2 separate regions of the Homo sapiens genome follow, and region 2 is linked to region 1. A link is an interaction called in ENCODE POLR2A ChIA-PET data of the cell type or tissue named here. Cell type or tissue: GM12878. All regions are shown on one strand.

The links. ChIA-PET counts read pairs that join two places held together with the same protein. Peaks named below come from ENCODE experiments on the same cell type or tissue, not always from the same donor. Only the 100,000 strongest peaks of a DNase experiment are listed, where the experiment ranks them.
Region 2: POLR2A ChIA-PET joins it to region 1 with 19 read pairs; 8 of 35 experiments call an interaction of 5 or more read pairs at or near these places.

What each region holds. Positions count from the first base shown.
Region 1 is chr7:8,129,092-8,137,091 of GRCh38, forward strand. All of the region lies in intron 12 of ICA1 (islet cell autoantigen 1), which reads right to left. Among named protein-coding and RNA genes, the nearest start is that of ICA1, 130 kb to the right of the region's middle. RefSeq lists a silencer at 4,573-4,622 and an enhancer at 5,333-5,462. In GM12878, no CTCF peak of the experiment used is centred here; DNase peaks (open chromatin) are centred at 442, 3,220 and 5,360; H3K4me3 peaks cover 2,024 bases; H3K27ac peaks cover 6,356 bases.
Region 2 is chr7:7,973,835-7,981,834 of GRCh38, forward strand. The region is part of intron 1 of GLCCI1 (glucocorticoid induced 1); the gene reads left to right. It also overlaps the pseudogene LOC100421597. Among named protein-coding and RNA genes, the nearest start is that of GLCCI1, 9.0 kb to the left of the region's middle. In GM12878, no CTCF peak of the experiment used is centred here; no DNase peak of the experiment used is centred here; H3K4me3 peaks cover 3,002 bases; H3K27ac peaks cover 1,802 bases.

The sequences.
Region 1 (8,000 bases):
GTAGCATTACTATCAGAAATCTTACACCAAGTCCTTTCACTGGGTTTATTACTTATTTTGAGAACCAAAGACTGATGGTGTTATCAACTGTGGCTTTGTGGTGGTATCTAACTGCCACTTGGAAACTATAAACATTTTTGTTGTTAATTCACAAAGAGAAGAAAAAAATCATGATTTATGTTTTTTTTCTGAGACATGCTGCAATTCTGATATGGTCATATTAAATGAGATGACCAGGTTTTCTTCAAATGTATAAGATAATTAGTAAGTAAAGGCTTTTTTTTTAAAAAAAAAAAAGTTCTCTGTGTTGGCTTTACTGGATCTATTTTCAATCACACTTTACATAAAGATCTAAAGATGAAGGGGATTTCTGATGTGCTGAGCAGACAGGCTATAAATCAGGGAGGGGAAGAATCTAGTCACTCTCATGTCCCTGTGGTTTAAAAATAGTGGCAAAACATCACTTTAGTCGGACAACTGTCTAATGTAAGCATTCTTATTGTTTGTGTTATCACAGAAATTCTCACTAAGAGCTAGCCTGTAGGTGTTGTGGGTGAGAAGATGGGGCAAATGGCATTTTAAACAGGCTTCTGAGACAGTGTGATTTTTTTTAAAATTATTATTATTATACTTTAAGTTTTAGGGTAAATGTGCACAACGTGCAGGTTTGTTACATATGTATACATGTGCCATGCTGGTGTGTTGCACCCATTAACTCGTCATTTAACATTAGGTATATCTCCTAATGGTATCCCTCCCCCCTCCCCCCACCCCACAACAGTCCCCGGTGTGTGATGTTCCCCTTCCTGTGTCCATGTGTTCTCATTGTTCAATTCCCACCTACGAGATAGAATATGCGGTATTTGGTTTTTTGTCCTTGGCGATAGTTTGCTGAGAATGATGGTTTCCAGCTTCATCCATGTCCCTACAAAGGACATGAACTCATCCTTTTTTATGGCTGCATAGTATTCCATGGTGTATATGTGCCACATTTTCTTAATCCAGTCTATCATTGTTGGACATTTGGGTTGGTTCCAAGTCTTTGCTGCTAGTGCCGCAATAAACATACGTGGGCATGTGTCTTTATAGCAGCATGATTTATAATCCTTTGGGTCTATACCCAGTAATGGGATGGCTGGGTCGAATGGTATTTCGACAGTGTGATATTAACAGGGTAGTTCAGGAACCACTTGAGCCTGCACATGGTGGGCGAGGCAGGACTGTAAGGTCAGGCAGGTGGCCCACCTCTGTGGATGAAGGCAGGAGCTGAAGGAAAGGAAAGCAACCTTCGCAGCTCAGGATGTGTCCATCAACACCTGTATCTACGCATGCTCCCCTCTCCAGCATCACCTTTTTAAGGATTATTAACATTACAGAACTCTATACTTCCTACTTTCAGGTAGGACTGGAATGCCCAAACCCTTTCTTATAGTTTACTTTTTGCCCTGACTGAAACCAGATAATTACTGAACCAAACCTATTCTATTGAAACCAAGTCAAGTCAATGTGTAGACCCTGGAGGAGCAGATAATTTCAAATGCACCTTGGAAATGACGTATGTTCCTTCTACAGTCGCTTTATACAGCCCTCCACTAAGTCAAACCCTCAGGGAGGCTTCACTACTTTAGTACAGATGTCTGTCCAGGGAAGATCATCATTAACATTAGCAAGAACAAATAATAAACTGTAAGCCTTCTAAAAATAACCACAGACTGTAATAGCTCCATCTTTGTTTTTATTGTTTAGGTTTTGTGCTATGGTGTTTATAATGGACTTTGGTGGTTTTTGCTAACTCAGCATCCCTTCCCTCTGCTTCTTCAGTTTTCCCTTTGGGAAAATGCCTTCTCCATGTGATCCTGGTGAGATGCCTCTGGAAATGACTCCTTACCCTCCACCCCAGTGAATGACTGATGAGGCTGGCCAGAGTCCTCCATCCCCCAGGCATGGTGATTGGCTCAGGGGTGGACACATGCCGGACACCTCCCGGAATTTGGTATATAGAAACTTAATGGAAGAGGGCCTCTCTTTCTTTGGGATTCCAAGCTCTAAAGATGCAAATTTCAGGCTCCCAGTGATAATGAAGTCAACACATAGAGGGAAACAGCCTCAAGAAGTGGAGAGAGAATCCTGACAACATTGTCTAAGCGCCTGGATCCAGCCTTGCTTGAAGCCAATCCACAACTGAGTGTCCCCATTACATGGATCAATACATTCTTTTTTGCTTTTAAAAATTTAAACCTAAACTATTTCAAATAGGGTTTTTCTATCACTTGCAATCAGAAAACTTTTTACTAATACATATCCTATTCAACTCAAACTTTTTAGTGACAGAAAAGAGAAAAGGACCCTTGGTGAGGATATTGCCTACAGCCAGTTCTAAATACAGATTTTGCCTACACTGAGGTCTACCAATGAATTTAGCCTTTTATTTGGCTTCTTGATTATTCAACAGCTAACAGGCCACACAGTGCACATTTTCTCTTTTAAGAGAACTTACTACTTAGCTAAAAGCAATGAAACTGGCACTGACTTGAACCATAAAACACAAAAACCTCCCAATTATTGCACTGATAATTAAGATGCTTAAAATTATTACACATAACACGTAAGAAAAATCTAACTACAAGTAGAAAAGGACGGGTTCAGGTCTGTAACCAGACAAGTTGAGACTTGAGAAATAGCTCTATAGTCAGTTGGCTCTTGAGAATCATGCTATCATTTTCTTTGAAAAAAATTCAACTCAACTGAGAGATAATGGAGACACATGCAGAGATGTGATAAGCTCTTTGGGAGAAACTCTAGTAAGAAACTCCCAACTGGAGTCAGGGCTTCCACCCATGCAGATGTGGACTGCTTCTGGGTTATGGTGCCCCAATCCTGCTTTTGTGTTAAAGGATGAACAAGGGTTGAGGATCTCTCAGGTGCCAAACCCACAGATGCTACACCAAGTTCCCTTCACTCTCTTGCAGGCTCCCAAGTCTCTGTGTTTACTTGCTTACCAGATAACCTAACTACAGACACTGCTGCAAAAATAAGAGCCAACAGACATGACGTACTCACATCCTCACCTGTCTCCAACTCCGTGACCTTGCAGGCATTGCCTCTCCTTTCTAAGATAAGCCCTCTCTATGCCCTCCCCTCCTTCCTGAAGCCTGCTCTGTTCCCACCATTATTCAGATCCAGCACCTTTAGTCTTTCATTTTCCAATGCTTCCTTCCCCTAGCCGCAGGAGATGTGTGCCTATCTCAACAATAATCAGCCTTCACTTGATGTTGCTCTCCACCCTCCCCTCACACTTTCAAGTTACTGTTCTGGTTTCTTCTTCCTTCCACAACCACATACTCTACTTTGGCTCTACTCTTTTCTCAGCTGCCTGTAATTAAGTTCCTGCCCCCACCCTATACTGAAATAGCTCTCTTGAAGGTCAGCAGTGAGATCCTCATTGCCAGTTCTGAGGCTCTTTTCCCAGGCCTTTACCTGTACAGCATCATTTGTACCACTGCCCAGCCTGGAAATGCTGCTATCTCCTGGGAGTCCCCATGAGGCGGCTCTCTCGGATGACCTCCCATCTCCCTGACAGTACCTTCTCCACTGCCTCCTCCTATTCTGGCTGCCCTTAAGGTTTCATCCCAAACCATCATACCTTCCCTACATTCTCTATAGAAGATCTTTTCTATTCTTAGGGTTCCAATGTCACCTCAGAAGGTTCTCCAATCTCTACCTCCAATTCCAAGTTCTTTCTGGAACTCCATTTGCAAATTCCTGTCTGGGAGCCCTTCTGGGTTTGCCCATTGGTGAAGCTGCTGGTGCTCCATAGAGGAACCCTCTTACTGTGTATCTTTGCTTAGTCTGTGTTATGGTTTGCATATCTGTCCCTTCCAAAACTCATGCTGATATTTAAACCCTAGTGCGGCAGCTTGAGAGGTGCGGCCTTTAAGAGGTGATTGGGTCATGAGGGCTCTGCCCTCACAAATGGGTTAACCCATTCATGGATTAATGAATTAATGGATTATCATGGGAGTGGGATTGGTAGCTTCTATAAGAAGAGGAACAGAGACCTGAGGGAGCACATTCGGCCCCCTCACTATGTGATGCCCTAAGCCGCCTTAGGACTCAGCAAAAAAGGCCCTCACCAGATGTGTCCCCTCAGAATTGGACATTTTAGCCCCTATAACTCTAAGAAATAAATTCCATTTCTTTCTTTTCTTTTCTTGTTTTTTCTTTATAGAGTCTCACTCTGTCATCCAGGCTGGAGTGCAGTGGTGCAACCATAGCACTCCAGGCTTGAATGCCTTCTGAGTAGCTGGGACTACAGGCACATGCCACCATGCCTGGCTAACTTTTAAAACTTTTGTAGAGATAGGGTTTTACTTTGTTGCCCTCTTGGTCTCAAGTGATCCTCCTGCCTTGATCTCCCAAAGTGCTAGGATTACAGGCATGAGCCCTTTTCCTTATAAATTATCCAGGTGCCAGTATTCTGTTTTATAAGCAACAGAAAGCAAAGTTAGACAGGCTGGCTGTGAGATTACTCATTTACTCAAAGGCCTTCAGTGGCTCCCTGACTACTGGCTAAAGTAACACTCTGTCTAGTGGTATTCAGGATGTCTGCAGTCAAGCACGAATGCAGCCCTTTCAGCTACCCATCAATATAGCCATCTGGAAAGCCTTCATTCAATTTGGCAAAACTTCTCTACTTGCCATTGCTCAAACATATTCTGGGAACCTGATGATTTGTCCCAGTGAGAAAAATCATACTTTTTTTTTTTTTTTTTTTTGCAACCAATAGGAATCTTAGAGATCATCTCCTCTAACTCACTTTACAGATAAGGAAAAAGACCCAGGTTAAATAACCTACCCAATGACACAAAATTTATTAGTTACAGACAATCTTGCTAGGGACCCCAACTCACAGTCAAGGTGTTTTCTCACTGTAGCACTCTGCTTTTACTTCAGAACCTATTAAGGATCTCATGTATAAATTAATATTTAAGCTTTTGTAAAGTGTTGAGGGTTTCTAAGGTCAGATGGCTCCACTGGCAGCCAGGCACCATGCAGGCACCGTGGCAGAAAGGCTGAGATGACAGATCCATTCAGCATGTTTGCCCTGTACTGCCCAAGTTTTCAAAAATAAAAACCCTATGCCCCTGGGAGAACATTCCCTAGGAGAACTGATCCTGAACCAATGAGCAATATCTGTGTGAAAACTCACATAGAGAGGAAGCTCTTTTAAGTTTAGACACGGTGTGGGAAATTGGTGACAGCTCACTCAGGTGGTATTTTTGAACTCATACTGAGTTTCATGACCTCAGCATAAATTAGAACACAGAAGATGGAAGGAAACATAACTACATAGACCGAAAACGAGAGCACAGAAAAGCTGGCAGATAAATGTCACTTAATTTACCTTCATCTGCGTGTGAAACAGGAAGACTCCATCTCTCTGGTTTTCTCCCTCGTCCCCACTCTGGACATTATGACTAATCGTAAAGGCCACACGCTTGCAGTACAGATGAAAAACCCCAAACACCAACACTATCCTCACATCGCCCAAAGAGAGTAGGGGGAAGATAGGGAGGAAAACACCTTACGAAAATGGCTAACAAGAAAAACATATTCTATATTATAACAAACTGTACTTGTTTGGAACTCAAGAACACTGCTTCTAAGAACTTCGCTCTGATGAAAAATGATATAGATTATAATAAGAACAGAGAGAGGAAAAACAACTCCTACTCCCTGAAAAACAAAACAAAACAAAAAACAAACAACAAACCAACAGCACTGGACCCTGAGTAGGCACTAAAAAAAAAAAATTCTTGTTCATGATCCCTAAGCTTGCTACTCCATTTCACCAGTAGATGTTAGAAGACAAGTAATCTTACTGAAAAACATAAAACCTAGGGCAGGGATAAATATTTATAGACTCTTTATAGAATTTTTTTTATTTTTTTTTGAGACAGAGTGTTACTCTGTTGCCTAGACTGGAGTGCAGTGGTGCAATCTCGGTTCACTGCAACCTCCGCCTCCCGGGTTCAAGCGATTCTTCTGCCTCAGCCTCCAGAGTAGCTGGGATTACAGATGCCCATCACCAGGCCTGGCTAATTTTTGGATTTTTAGTAGAGACAGGGTTTCATTATGTTGGCAAGGCTGGTCTCGAACTCTTGACCTCAAGTGATCCGCCCATCTTGTCCTCCCAAAGTGCTGGGATTACAAGTGTGAGCCACCGCGCCCGGCCAGAATCTTTATAGAAATCTTTATAAGGGTAAATCTATAGAGAGCACTACAGGCTACAGGATGATCAGCTAAGAACAGTATTTGGTTAAAAAAAAAAATGTACCAAAGCCAGCAGTACATCCCAGGATGCTGAGGAAGACAGAGAGGAGGGAAAGTTCATGAGAAAAGAGAAGGCGCTTTTTAGAACTTGCCACTTCGTATGCGAGGAAGCAGTCAGATCCCTAGTCAGTAATATATGGACAACTGCAGGAGACAATTCTGAGTGACTCAGGAGGAACTCAGAGGTAAACATGTATGACTGCTGTGGGCTAAAAGTTTTCACCCACACCTATGGTACCTACTGAATGAGCTATTATTCTGACATGTGACCACAATTTAGAATCACAAGTCTAGAAGTAGTAACCAAGGAGGTAGCAGGAGATAAACATTTTATTTAGAATATAGACAATTAAAATTGTTTTAATTGGCTTAGTCTTGTCCTGGAGAGGGATCTTTTGGGTAAGGCCAACTTATGAGACTTAGGTGAGTTGAATTCATTGAACTGTCTTCTGCTTTGTAACACCACTTTTTTGTTCAGGTATCTGCTATTCATTTTTCTTGGCCCAATTTTGGGAAACACAAAGATTTCTCCATGTTATAATTAACGAATTGAGGTCAGATTGCCACATGTGGTCATAAGGCAGTTTGAGAGCCACTTTCACGTGTCTCAAAATGTCACTAACTTTTTTACTTAAAATAGTTTTATAAACTGTGGTCAAATATTGGTTTTCCATTATATTAGCTATTTAGTAGGAGAAAGCCAATGTCATTACGACACTGAATGGGGGTGATTTTCTGGGCAATGGCTCTTTGAGAATCGTTGCTGTTGTCACGAGCGGTCTGCTTTTTGATAACATTGTACCACGGCTTAGCCATTACTTGTCTAACAGAATTACCACAGGGAGTGAACCGGCCCCCAAGCAGCAGGGTGCTAGAGCTTATCGTCCCCAAGTCCTATAAAGTCAGCCATCCCTGGATTAAGCTCTTTTTATTTCTTGACTGTTTAATGTCGTGCATATTGTAATCAGCATTTTAATTCAGGATTTGGGCCTTCCAGCAGTTTTCCAAAGGGCACACATTTTGAAGTCAACAAATTAATGAGTGTTCTTTTCTTCAGTCACCACAAGTTCTCTGTGCACTGAGAGAATATTTTTATTCTACCGACCACGTTAATATTTAAGCCGACGCTACCCTGTGGGTTGACAACATAGAAGCAGAGGCAGACAGTGGGGCAGCCCTGCTCATGCCTGAAGAAGGGCTGTGTGGGTTGGCAGTGAGAAAGAGAAAAGACAAATTATGTGACATTGACTTTAACTGAGACAATGTGCAAACCAATACTTCTGCCTGAGAACAACTACACATTTTAAGGGACCAGCACATTAATATCCCTATCTTTACAATTACATAGAGTGCTCAAAAAAGGGGGTATGGACTGCTAGTCTACAAAACTAACAAAGATCCTAACTATAAACCAATGAAATATGAAAGTTGTTTTAAATAAGCAGACAAGTGTCAATCTCATTCCAACATATCTTGGCACATGCTTTCGAGGAAGTTTATAAAAGTAAGCATCTATCGCAGGCAGTGCCATTTCTGATTTAATTCTGTGAAAAAATGCATGACTACTGGGTTAGGGTTGTACCTTTACCGCCAAGTTAAAAAAAATTAAATTCTAAAGCCAAGAACCTTTTTTTTTTTTTTAGAAAGAGGGAAACAAAATACAGACT
Region 2 (8,000 bases), 160 kb before region 1:
TTCTCTTTTCCTTAAATTTATCTTTTTAAGTCATTTTTATACTGTGCTCAATGGAATACAAAAAATTTTAATAACTTTTTCTCTTTTAAAAGAGATACTCAGATATTCTCTTTCTATAAAGTTTTATTCTCAGGCTATTCTTGAAAATTAAGATCCTCCCTTTCCATTTTAAAATTAATTAATTTTCCTTGAGTGCTTATAGATACTTGTTTCAAAGCTTTCTTCTACATTAATGTTTTAGCTTTTTCTAAAGAGACAGGTTTCACATACTGACTTTTGGGAAAGGTTTTCATTCTCAGAAAACTATGCTAGAGAGCAGCAGTGTTCATTATTTACAGAACTATTTTTTTCCATCAGTTATCTCATGGTGCCTAAAATTTCTAGATCAATCAGTGAATAGCAAAATAGATAAATGAATTTATAGTTATTTAATCAAAATCTATTGTCTTATGTTCAAAGATTATATTCCTCTCAAATAACTGTTATTGTAAGCGTATTGAATATTGAATACCTAGCATGTGTAAATCATCTTAATCAGTTTTTAACTGTATGTAAAGTTCTGTGTGTATATATCGAACTGGAAATCATTTTATTAATTACAGTACTTTTTACAGAAGGACTGCCGTGTACGTTTCTGTAAGGACTTAATGCAAATTAGGATTTGTACTTTGGGGAAATGTTGAAGGATAATGGCGTCCTTGTGATTTTTGTTTTACTTGTGATAAGTCAGACTACATGTGAATAAGAAAATAAGGGAGTAACTGGGCTCCACAGCAGTGAGTGGAATGGAAATAAATGACAGTGTTCAACAAATGGCTAGTCGGAGAGGGTTTTCCTTAGTCTGAAATTTTAAAAAATTCTAAAAGTCTGTTTTATTAAAATGTTCACAGGTAGTTAATAATCTGCCAAAGAGTATAGTCTAATGACTTAGTTCTTCTTAATTTTAGTTTGGTCTTTTCTCCAGAACTTAACATTTCCAGACACCACTAAGATAGACTTTCTGGCAGCCCCTGTCCTAGTCTGTGTCTGGCACTGCTTTTTGTCTTCAGTATATAATTTATTCTTTTATTAAGTGTCTAAGAAGCTAAATCACTGACACTCTTTTTGTGCTACATACTGTTTAATTATTTTAACGAGAGGTTGAAAATATCTAACTTCTGGTTTCTGCCAAAAGTAAGTGGAGGAAAGGGAACACAAGTACTCATATATTGATATAGAAAGCCTAGGGAACTGATGGAAGGCAGATACTACCTGTATTTCCCTCTGCTCTTCATTTGGACCCTTGAAAGTGACCATAAGTTGACTCATCATTTGGCTATTCTGGAAGAATTTTTGTGCTTATTCTGAAAGACAAATTATAATGGATTAGCAGTAATTCTGAAAAATCTAAGGATTTTACTTACGAACAAATTGTGGAAAAGTATTTCATTGTAGCATGAACAAACATGGCAGATACCTTTAAGCAGTGTTGTTTATTCCAAGTGAATGTTACTAAGGCACATACCAAGTTCATGAATACCTCAGTGACTTCCCCTATACTATGCTGTGTCTCTAGTTTTAGGTAGGAAAGAAGAAAACATATATTTGTGTGCTAACTATATACCAAGCAATGTATACTTTGATTCAGCAAGGATTTAGGATGTGGATCTTCTCATTCCAGATCCAGTGTTCATTCCATAAGACTATGCTGTTGCTCCTAACTCAAAAAGACTCTAATGTTGATGATCAGCTGTGATTTCTAAGCTAAAAGAATGACAAAGGAATTGGTTTTCTTTTGTTTCCATGGCACTATTACGCTGTGCTGGGGTATGGTCTGACATTTTCAGAATGTCTAAAAATGTGAGACCTAGTTTGTTGAATGTAACTAAAATAAAATATAGATGGATTGGCCATTTTTCTCCATTTCTTTCTTGCATATAAGGAGAAAGAGACAGAGAGAATGTGTGTGTGAGAGAGAGAAATCCTTGTTTCTGAGATAGAGAGAGAAATTCTTGTTTCTGAAGATAGGAACATGATTGTATCTGGGCTTTCTTGTGTGTATTCAGAATCGGTACTGTCCTCGAATCACTTTGTAGTGAATATAAGTGCTTTTCTCCCCTTTTCTCTCTTCATAAATGTTAAAAGTTAATTACATATGGTGCTAAACTGATGGAAGCTTCAGGAATCACTAAACAGAGACTGGTCTCAAGTGATTGTCCCAGCAACTGGCACTAGGTTGATTCAGCCCTCCCAAAAGACAACAGGCTTCCAAGAATCTGCAATTTGTGGGTTGAACAGTGTACGTATATAACTTAATGAAGTCCACCATCGTATACCTTAATGATGGCTCACCAAAAAGAATGATGATTTAAAGAAGCTAGTGGGCTGGGCGCAGTGGCTCATGCCTGTAATCCCAGCACTTTGGGAGGCTGTGGTGGGCAGATTACTTGAGATCAGGAGTTTGAGACCAGCTTGGCCAACATGGTGAAACCCTGTCTCTACTAAAAATACAGAAATTAGCCGGGCATGGTGGTACACCTCTATAATCCCAGTTACTCGGGAGGCTGAGACACGAAAGTTGCTTGAACCTGGGAGGTGGAGGTTGCAGTGAGCTGAGATCATGCCATTGCACTCCAGCTTGGGCAACAAGAGTGAAACTCCATCTCAAAAAAAAAAAAAAAAAAAGGAAAGGAAAAAGGAAAGGAGAAAGGAAAAAGGAAATAAAAGAAAGGAAAGGAAAACTAGTAACCCACGGTTGTGTGGCAAGGTCAGTGTCCAAAATTGTCTACCAGGTTATTAGAATTGTTAAGAAATCCTGCTGGGCATGGTGGCTCACACCTGTAATCCCAGCACTTTGGGAAGCTGAGGCAGGCAGATGGCTTGAGTTCAGGATTTCAAGACCAACCTGAGCAACATGACAAGACCTTGCCTCTGCGCAAAATATAAAAATTAGCCTGGGCATGGTGGGACACTCCTGTAGTCCAGCTACTCAGGATCCTCCTGAGTGATCCTCAAGGAGGATCACTTGAGCCCAGGCGGCAGAGGTTACAGTGAGCTGAAATCACCCTACTGCACTCCAGCCTGGGTGCTAGAGTGGGGTGTTGTCTCAAAAAAAAAAAAAAAGTTAAGAAATCCACCAACCATCTAGATGTGTTTCGTAATGAAAAGGTGAAAACTGCTACAACTTCCTGTCTAGTGTTACTGAAGATCAAATACTTATTAACTACTGACAGTAATAATTCCTTATTTATTCTCTGTAGCCATAAAGAAAACTTTTGTGAATAGTCCGTATAGCTAATTTTAACTTTTACATTACTAAAAAATTAGCTTTCTGATGAAACATTTTCTAACGTCATTACACACTTGATTGTTAAGCACAGTGAACAAGACATAAACGAACTCCTTGTGGCTTGATTAGCTTTATTAATAACTTATTGATAACATATACATAAAATTGATTACTATAGATGATATTGAGAATAAGACTGAATGAGTATTGACTGACTAGACTTGTGCTATAACTGATTCTATAAATTTGCTTTTGGGATTATTTCCTGTTTTTCTGATGAAGGTGGAGCAAAGCATGTTTGACTGAACTGGTCCTTGATAGTATAACCGGGCTGTTTTCTCTAGAACTAATTATCAAATGAAAGGCCAAAGCAATTATTTTCCAAATGGTTCCATAGACATGTCGTAGAGGCATAAATGTATCCTGGGAAATACTAGATTTGGAGTCAAGAAACCTGAGTTCTCTTTTCAGTTTTGACATTTGTCTTATGACAAGCCACTAACTCTGCATCTTATCTTCTGTGTCTTTAAAATGAAGGGGATAGACTTTTTAAGATTTTGGTTGGGTAGGGAAAAGATTGAGCTATTTAAAGGAAAAGAAAGTTTATTAGACTAGATGATTCTTAAAATTTTTATTTATTGAGCCTTTATGCCAACTAATAATCTTTGGTAGAATCCAATATAAGGTACTTTTATTAACCTCTTTTCACAGATGAGGAAATGAGGTCCTGGGAAGTTAAGTAATTTGCCCAAGGTCAGGCAGCATGCACAGGGCTCTTGTAATGCTCTAAGTCCTGACTTCAAGATAGCTGAAAGTTGTTGTTGGAACCCAGTTAGTTATGGGGCAGGAAAGTATGCACAATGTATTATCCCACTGCTTATACAGTTAAGTCATAGAAAGGCTAAATATAGCTTTGGGGCGGTGAGGGAAGAAGAGAAAGCTAAATGGGACTAGACGCTAGGGTGCATGGAACTTAAAATAGCTGTAAGTATCCCCAGTAATTATGCCATCATTGGGCCTTCCCTTTGGTCCCTAAAGGACCTATCACTTTGTTTAGACAGAATTTAGCATTTTATTTTTAAAAACTTCCTTTCACATGAAATTTCAAAATCTGGGTAGAATAAGGTCTCTTTTTTGTGTATTCATATTTGGCAATGTAAACTTTAAAAAATCTGCCCATTTGTAATGTATTATAAGGCTACCTTCAGCCCCATAATTATGATTCTCTACATTTATCATCCTTTGATATTTTAGCAACATTTAACATAGTATCTTTTTATACAACACTGTCATGGCAAAGCAATGCACACTACCTTAAAAAAATTATTTATATGTACTTGGCTCTTTCACTTCTTTTAGGTTTGTTGATGTAATATAGAAAATAAATTTTAATCTCTATTTTAATAATTTCTTCTGGGGTGTTTTGGCATTTTTTCAATGTCATTTGTGCTTACTATAAGTTCTGCATAGTAGTTAATGTGGAAACGATTTTCTTTTATAAGTAACATTAGAAATTGTGTTTATTGTTAGGAGAGCAAAAGTATTATATAGAGTCTTTGTGATGGATAAAGTTTCTCATAACATTTCTTCTGTAATTATATTTACTTTTCTAGTTAAATATATCAGTTGTACATTGAATTAGTGAAGTGTAATGCTGGTATCTTAGAAGATAATAAAAACAGTAGGACTCAGTGGCTCAGGGTTACATCAAGTCTAGCCATATGGAAACTTTACTATTCCTCATACAAACTTGTGAAGTGATCTTTCTATGAAGGTACAAAAATATCATAGTAAAATATAGATTGGTTTATATTAGCTAATTATAAACAAAATGTATTTATAATATCTTTCGAAGTTTTGTAAGTGTCATTTTATTTCTTCTAAAGTATTCTTGGAGTTACTCTGACACATTGACCTTAAAAGAATCAATCAACAGTCCTCTTCCTGCTTTATGTCAGATCATTTAAGTGTCTAGGACTTAACTAAACTGGTGTTGGCAAACATTGCTAAATGCAGTTTCATTAGTATTGCAAAAGTGAGGATTTAGACTGTGCTCAGAGATTAGATTTTTGAAAAAAGCTACAGTATTCTGCAATATTTCGATCATAGAGCTTAAAAAGTGTATTTCAAAGGTCTATTAATACTTTACATGCCAGAGTGACCTCTTAGTTTGTAAAAAAAACGCATTCAGGGAATTGCATTTGCTCACTTTTTATCTTTTTAGGTAACAAATAGTGGGTCAAATTCTTAGCAGATTTTAAATGAGTTATCCTTGTTCAGAAATATGCTATTGTCACTGAGTTTTAGATTTTATATATGAATTGTTTATTTCTAAGTTAGCTTGAGCTTTTTCTGGTGTTCTGTTTTGAAGTTGCCACTCTGTTTATGTGTATTTTTCTTTCATTAGATGAAGCTTGAAATATTAATTGGTTCATCCTATGGTTTCTATAACATACTTACATCTAACGTATCTTGCTGCCTTTACCTATTATAATATTATACTATAGTTTAGCCTAGGATGATGTCACTGGCCCTTTCTTTCTATGCATACATATACATTAGTGCAGAAGTCTGAACTGTATTGTTGAATGTGGCTTCTTGTGTAGTAATGTAGTAATATGTAGTAATAATACTGTGTAGTAATCTTGGGCAGTGATGCCTTGTGAGGCTGTTGAGATAAGGAGGAATTGGCTTTGTCTAAATATCTGCTATTGCTGAGCTAGAATGGGAAGTGACAAACTTTTCATGTGTTATGTCACCATTTACCTGAAACTTTGGTTGAATGCAGTGACCCATTTTTCTTTCTCTTCTTTTATTTTTTCTTTATCTTTCTGTCTTTCTGTCTTTCTTTCTGGCAGTGTCTCGCTGTGTCACCCAGGCTGAAGCACAGTGGCACAATCTTGGCTCACTGTAACCTCTGCCTCCTGCCTCAGCCTCCCAAATAGCTGGGACCATGGGAGTGTGCCAGCACACCTGGCTAATTTTTTGTATTTTTAGTAGAGATGGGGTTTCGAACTCCTGGCCTCAAGTGATCCACCTGCCTTGGCCTCCCAAAATGCTGGGATTATAGGTGTGAGCCACTGGACCTGGCCCTATTTTTCTTTCTTATAATCAGACTTTACCTATTTTCAGTTTCTATTGACTTTTAGTTTTTGCCTTAAAGAATATTAGTGACCTCACCAGGGCTTATAGCTGAGGAGAAGTGGGTGCCATGGCGGTTCTACTGGAGACTACTGTGGGCAATGTGGTTGTCAATTTGCACACTGAGCAGCAGCCTTGCAACTGTGAACTTTTTGAGAGCAGGTACCACAGTTTAATGGCATTTGTGATGGCAGTGCCAAGCATCTAGAAGGTACTCGCCTGCTTTAATTTCTTGAGATATTACAAAATAAAATATTACAGTTATTGCCTTATTCACAGTATACAAAGGTATTTTATCATACAAACTGTTGATCCTACAGGGACTGGTCATGGAGGAGAGTCTATTTTTGGCCTAGGATTGTATGGTGATCAAGCAAGCTTTTTTGAGACAGAAAACGTCCCAAGAATTAAGCACAAGAAGAAGGGCACAATGTCCATGGTGAATAATGACAGTGATCAACATGGATCTCAGTTTCTTATCACTACAGGAGAAAATCTAGATTACCTTGATGGTACCATACAGTATTTGGTGAGGTGACAGAAGGCATTGACATAATTAAGAAAATAAATGAGACCTTTGTTGACAAGGACTTTGTACCATATCAGGATATCAGGATAAATTATATAGTGATTTTAGATGGTCCATTTTGATGACATTCCTGATTTATTAATCCCTGATCAATCACCAGAACCTACAAGGGAACAATTAAAGAGTGGTAGAGTTGACACAAATGAAGAAATTGATCATTTCAAACGAAGGTCAGCCGAAGAAGTAGAAGAAATAAAGGCAGAAAAAGAAGCTAAAACTCAGGCTTTACTTTTAGAGATGGTGGGAGACCTACCTGATGCAGATATTAAACCTCCGGAAAAATCTGTGTATGCAAATTGAATCCAGTGACCACAGATGAGGATCTGGATATAATACTCTCTAGATTTGGGCCAATAAGAAGTTGTGAAGTTATCTGGGACTGGAAGACAGGAGAAATCCTCTGTTATTTCTTTCTTTCTTTCTTTCTCTTTTTTTCTTTCTTTCTTTCTTTCTCTCTCCCTCTTTCTCTCTTTCTTTCTGTCTCTCTTTCTTTCTTTCTTTTTTTGTTGAGATGGAGTCTCACTCTGTTGCTTAAGCTGGAGTGCAGTGGCACGATCTCGGCTCACTGCAGCCTCTGCCTCCTGGGTTCAAGTGATTCTCCTCCCTTAGCCTCCCAAGTAGCTGGGACTACAGGCGTGTGCCACCACACCTGGCTAATTTTTGTATTTTTAGTAAAGACAGGGTTTTGCCATATTGGCCAGGCTGGTCTCGAATTCCTGACCTCAGGTGATTCACTTGCCCTGGCCTCCCAAAGTGCTGGGATTACAGATGTATGCTTTTATTGAATTTGAAAAGGAAGAAGATTATGAGAAAGCCTTCTTCAAAATGGACAATATACTTATAGATGACAGAAGAAAACATGGATTTTAGCCAGTCTGTTACAAAGGTTAAATGGAAGGAAAAAGTGGGAAATACACCAAGAGTGATTTAAAGGAGTATACAAAGGAACAGGATAAACCATCTAATTTGGTTCTGAAAGATAAAGTAAGCCCAAATAGGAGG